Linked DNA regions of Homo sapiens: region 2 is linked to region 1. Evidence: read pairs that join two places in POLR2A ChIA-PET (ENCODE). Cell type or tissue: Panc1. All regions are shown on one strand. Links, peaks and the distances in the headings refer to the core of each region. The heading gives the core; the rest is flanking DNA. Region 1 has its middle 78 kb from the start of FAM174B. Region 2 has its middle 15 kb from the start of ST8SIA2.

The links. Peaks named below come from ENCODE experiments on the same cell type or tissue, not always from the same donor. Only the 100,000 strongest peaks of a DNase experiment are listed, where the experiment ranks them.
Region 2: POLR2A ChIA-PET joins it to region 1 with 6 read pairs; 3 of 35 experiments call an interaction of 5 or more read pairs at or near these places.

What each region holds. Positions count from the first base shown.
Region 1 is chr15:92,731,863-92,734,783 of GRCh38, reverse strand. It overlaps the pseudogene H2AZ2P1. Among named protein-coding and RNA genes, the nearest start is that of FAM174B, 78 kb to the right of the region's middle. In Panc1, for the core only: no CTCF peak of the experiment used is centred there; no DNase peak of the experiment used is centred there; H3K4me3 peaks cover 750 bases; H3K27ac peaks cover 824 bases.
Region 2 is chr15:92,377,353-92,380,273 of GRCh38, reverse strand. No RefSeq gene overlaps it. Among named protein-coding and RNA genes, the nearest start is that of ST8SIA2, 15 kb to the left of the region's middle. In Panc1, for the core only: no CTCF peak of the experiment used is centred there; no DNase peak of the experiment used is centred there.

The DNA of each region.
Region 1 (2,921 bases), core at 306-2,805:
CACCTACAATGACAGGAGCACTCAGGACCATCTGAGGCAGCCTATTCAATTTAAATGGTTTTCAAGCTTATTTTCTTTCATGATAAACTTTTAAATATGACTATTAAATCAGGATAATACAGAAAAGTAGAAGGCAGAAAACTCAATGCTTGTCATCCATTTGTCAGGGACAACACTTCGGTGCCTCTTGTCCAGTATTTACAAGACAATCATTTTTTTCGCAGTCATGTGGTGTAATGTTCAAGAGTTTATAGGAACATATTTTTTTGCTCAGTATATAAAACTTGGGAAATACAGGGAATGTAAATTCTCTAGCTTCCTTCAACCCAGAGAGAGCTCTGCTTACGTTCGTGAGGCGGCCGGGGCAGCCAAGGGCGGTGGTTAAAAGGGTGTATTTAAAGTCAGACAACCCTGAGGGACCATGGGAAAACTTCTCAAATCTCTCCTTAAGTCTCAGCTTTCTCATTTTTTAATGGCTTCTGTCTTTTCTTTTAAAGTGAGGTGAAGGAGAGCGGCGGCGGCGGCGCGGGTCGGCAGCGGGAGGGCGCGCGGCGGGGCGGAGGCGGAGGCGGAGTCGGCGCCGAGAACATGGCCGGAGGCAAAGCTGGAAAGGACAGTGGGAAGGCCAAGGCTAAGGCAGTATCTCGCTCACAGAGAGCTGGGCTACAGTTTCCTGTGGGCCGCATCCACAGACACTTGAAGACTCGCACCACAAGCCATGGAAGGGTGGGTGCCACTGCTGCCGTGCACAGGGCTGCGATTCCGGGGTACCTCACTGCAGAGGTGCTGGAGCTGGCAGGTAATGCTTCTAAGGGTCTCAAAGCAAAGCGTATCACTCCGCGTCACTGGCAGCTTGCAGTCCGTGGTGATGAAGAGTTGGATTCTCTTATCAAGGCTACCACAGCTGGGGGTGGCGTGATCCCCTCACATCCACAAATCTCTGACTGGAAAGAAGGGACAGCGGAAAACTGCTTAGAGGGATGCTTTAACCAACCCTCTTCCTCCCCGTCATTGTACTGGAACTGGGACAGAAGAAATAATGGGGATATGTGGAATTTTTAACAACAGTTAAATGGAAAAGCATAGACAATTACTGTAGACATGATAAAAGAAACATTTGTACGTTCTTAGACTCGAAGTTTGATAAAAGTACCTTTTCATGTGGTGAAAAAAAAATAAAGTGAGGTGAAATTCAGATAACATATAATTAGCTCCTTTAAAGAGTAGAATTCAGTGGCAGCTAGAGTATTTGTAATATTGTGCAAACAGCACCCTCTAACAATTTTTCAACACCCCAAAAGAAACACCTCATAAGCATTAAGTAATCACTCCCACTTCCCCTTTCTCCCATCCTCTAGTAATTACTAATCTGCTTTCTGTGCCTATGGATTTGCTCACTCTGGAAGTATCATAAAAGGAATCATATAATATGTGAGCTTTTATGCCTGGCTTCTTTTACTCAGCATAATGTTTTCAAGGTTCATTTGTGCTGTAGTATATATCAGTTATTAGATCCTTTTTTTTTTTTTTTGAGACAGAGTTTCACTCTTGTCCCCCAGCTTGGAGTGCAATGGCACGATCTCAGCTCACTGCAACCTCCGCCTCTGGGGTGCAAGCGATTCTTGTGCCTCGGCCTCCTGAGTAGCTGGGATTACAGGCACGTGCCACCACGCCTGGCTAATTTTTGTATTTTTAGTAGAGACAGTGTTTCACCGTGTTGGCCAGGCTGGTCTCGAACTCCTGACCTCAAGTGATCCGCTTTCCTCAGCCTCCCAAAGTGCTAGGACTACAGGTGTGAGCCATCTCTCCCAGCCAGATCATTTTTCTCATAGCTGAATAATAGTCCATTGTGCAGATATACCACAATTTGTCTATCTATTCATCTACTGATGGACATTTGGGTTGTGGTTGTTTGGCTCATGTTTTTTGTGTTCCATTTAAGAAATTCCTGGCTAACACAAAGTCACAAAGATTTTCTATATTTTCTTGAAGAAGTTTTCTACTTTGAACTCTTAAGGTTTATAATCAGTTTCTAGTTCAATTTTATGTGTAGTGTGAGATAAATGTGAGATGCTCTTTGCAGCAACATGGCTACAGCTGGAGGATATTATTGAGGTGTTGAGGTTCATTATCATTTTTTTTTTTAACTTTTAGGTTCAGGGGTACATGTGCAGGTTTGTTTTGTAGGTAAATTGTGTGTCACAGGGAAGGTTCATTATTTTATTTTATTTTTATTTATTTATTTTTGAGACAGAGTTTTGCTCTTGTTGCCCAGGCTAATTTTGTATTTTTAGTAGAGACAGGGTTTCTCCATGTTTGTCAGGCTGGTCTTGAACTCCCAACTTCAGGTCGTCTGCCCACCTCGGCCTCCCAAAGTGCTGGGATTACAGGTGTGAGCCACTGTGCCCGGTCTCATTATTTTATTTATTAATTTTTTTGAGACGAAGTTTTGCTCTTGTTGCCCAGGCTGGAGTGCAGAGTGGTGCGATCTCGGCTCACTGCAACCTCCGCCTCCAGGTTCAAGTGATTCTCCTGCCTCAGCCTCCTGAGTAGCTGAGATTACAGACATGCACCACCACGCCTAGCTAATTTTTGTATTTTTAGTAGAGACGGGGTTTCACCATGTTGGCCAGACTGATCTCGAACTCCTGAACTCAGGTGATCCACCCACCTCGGCCTCCCAACGGGCTGGGATTACAGGTGTGAGCCAGTGCACCTGGCCTGGGTTCATCATTTTTTCATGCAGATAACCAATTATTTCAGGACCATTAGTTGGACTGTTTAAAAAAATTTTTTTCAACTTTTATTTTAGTTTCAGGGGGTACAGGTGCAGGTTTGTTACATGGGTACATTGCATGTCACTGAAGTTTGGTGTACAAATGATCTTGTCACCCAGGTAGTGAGCATAGTACTCAATAAGG
Region 2 (2,921 bases), core at 102-2,601, 350 kb after region 1:
GACCCACCAGAAGGAGGCTGGCTTCTCCTGCACATAGGCATGCCCTGGAAAGAGAAGCATGCTTTACCACTGGGAGGAAGGGAGAGCTCTCGCCAATCTAACAAGTCCTTTATTTGGAGATCAATTAAAAAGATTTCATAAAGTAACAAGTCTTTAAAAAGAGCATTGTCTTCCAACTCAACAATGCCACTCATCTCTAGGAATTCTTTCCCAAGAAAATATATAAATGAGTGTGGAAATGTTTAGATACAAGGATGTGCATAACAGCATCACTTGTAGAAATAAAAACTGGAAAAAAATCTCATGTTCAGTAGTAGGGCTTGGTGAATAAATCATGACAGTGATTCAATGGAATACTATGCAGCCATTAACAACGATATACAGACGACTGTTATGGATATAGAAAGTCATTTGCATTTTAGAAATTTGAAGATTATCAAACAGCACAATTCCACCTTTGTGAACATAAATATGCACATATTTAATGTGGTGGGCAGCCTCTAAGATGGTGCCCAATGACATCTCTCTCCTGGTATTCACAGCTTTATGTAATCTTTTTCCCTTGAATAATTTGTTTCTAACTGATAGAATTTTGCAACATCGAGGAAATGTCAACTCCATGATGAGGTTACAGATTTGGTGACTTCCATCTTGCTCTGAGACTCCCTCTATTGTCTTCTTGGCTTGCTCACTTTGATGAAGCAGCTTCCACGTGGAAAAGGTCCTCATGGCAAGGAAAGGAGGGTGGCTTGCCACCAACAGCCATTGGAAAAATGAGGTTCCAGTTCAACAACCCACAGAGGGGAACTGAATCCTGCTCACAATCACTGAGTGAGTTTGGAGAGGGATCCTTCCCTAGCTGAGCATTCAGATGAGACTCCAGCCCAGGGCAACACTTTGATTGCAGCCTCTTAAGAGGCTGTAAAGAAAATAACACAATTTATTCATGGCCAGTTGAAGACAATGCTCACTTACTACGAGATAATGTGCGTGTTGTCTGAAGCTGCTAAGTTGATGGTAATTTGCTACATGGTAAGAGAGAATTGACACCCAGGTCAAGAGGTCTGGATACTACAAAATATTGGACGTTGTTATGTCTGGAAGGCATAAATGTAGAATTCTTAAAATGTTTGGGGGCTAAAGATCACTTACATATGGTACTGGCAGGCTTTTATATTTTATTCTGATGAAAAAGTTGAGATTTTGACATTGTCATTGAATAAACAGAAGGGTGACTTTAACAGTTTACAATTTGTTTGGTTGATTTCATATTCTTATGACAGAGCTATCATGTCTTCAAGACACACTATGTTTATGGTGGTAGTGGGGGGTTGTGATTTGAGGTGACTTTAATTCACATTCTTTTTTTCTTTTTCTTTGGCACACGTTGGGTTCTCTGGAGGTAGACACTGAGATGAATGAAGTATGGGTTACAAGATGTTTATTAGCTATCAACAGTTGTGGAAAGGAGGGAGCAGAAGCAGCATTGAGTGGAAGGAGATCAGCCCTTCTTACCGGGGACAGCCACCTCTGAACATCTTAGTGATGTTGGTGCCCCTAACTCCTGGCCTTAGAAAATGGTATCTCCTTTGAGTCTTTCTTAGCACATCTGTTGAACATTGGAACATCTGTTGTATCTTCTGGCTGCACATGATATATTTACTCCAGAATGCCTACTTCGCAGAGCCTTTTAATCCCTTCCTGCAGCATCTGCCATGCAGTTCTGGTATTTCAACTTCACTTCGCATGAACTGTCACTTGTTCCGTGTTTCTAGGGTCCATCATAGTAGCAAGTTTGCATCATTTCCCAGACTTCTTGACAAGGTGTATCTTGGGAGAGAGCTCCCAAATCAATATACTCTGCCTGAGCCATGTTCTCACCCCACTGATTGAACACCCATGGTCACTGATTAAACACCCCCCCTCCTGCTAGCACATCATGGCTAGAGCTTACAGCCTGTTTGGGATATAGCTCCTTTCCTCCTGTAACAGGCCCACAGACTGGTTATGTTGTGACTTAGCCCTATTACAGGCCTAATGGGCAGGAGAGGAGGCAGGGGCAAATCCTGAAAGGGTTGTATGTTGTCTAATGGGGAAGCAGCTTCTGCATTAAATCTTAGACCTTCATAGGGAGGGTTAGGACTTTTTTTTTTTTTTTTTTTTTTTGCAGGTGTGGAGAATTCCGAGGAATCTGGGAATTCAAAATTCCAGAAGCATCTGCCTAGATATTCTCATTCCAAAAATGTGGGCCTGATTTTTCCCACTCCAGGACCCTGTCTTTAACATAACAGAGCTGTTTTGGTTGAGGACTGAACTTCTCTGGAGTTTGTCTGCTCTTACTATGAAGTCCTGAGCCTGGGCCTCAGCTTTCTCTGTCCTCCCACTGCAGGACATGAAAGCCTCTTTGTTAGGTACCAGGAAGGTCCTCTGGCTTTCATACTTGCCTTTCAATTGTAGCTTTTCAGGAACGTTTTCTGGAATATCAGTGGTGCTTAACAATAGCCTTTCAAGCCATTATCCTTATAGTTATAGTCCTATAGTCCCACCCCAGTACGTACTTGTGGTCAGTTGCTCCATCAAATGTATTGTCTTCCATTGTCGTGCCATCCCAGCTCATCAAAGCTGAGAGTTTTAACAACTGGACTGCTACCTCATGCCGGAGGCTGTCCATGCTCCACCCACCACCAGTGATGGGGTCCTCATTGCCAGCTGGCAGCCAGTGCTCCTCCTCAGAAACTCCAGCCTGCTTTCTTGAACCACCCCCAGTACCAATTATCCTAGGTTGCGTTCTCTGAAAGCAGATGGGATTTTTATGGGTACTAACACCCATGAGAGGAAGGGAGAGGCAGCAGGTTTGGGCAAAGGAAGGAGTAAAGCTTGAGTGCAGGCTTGATAAAGCCTTTGCCCAGCCCCGGGAGCTC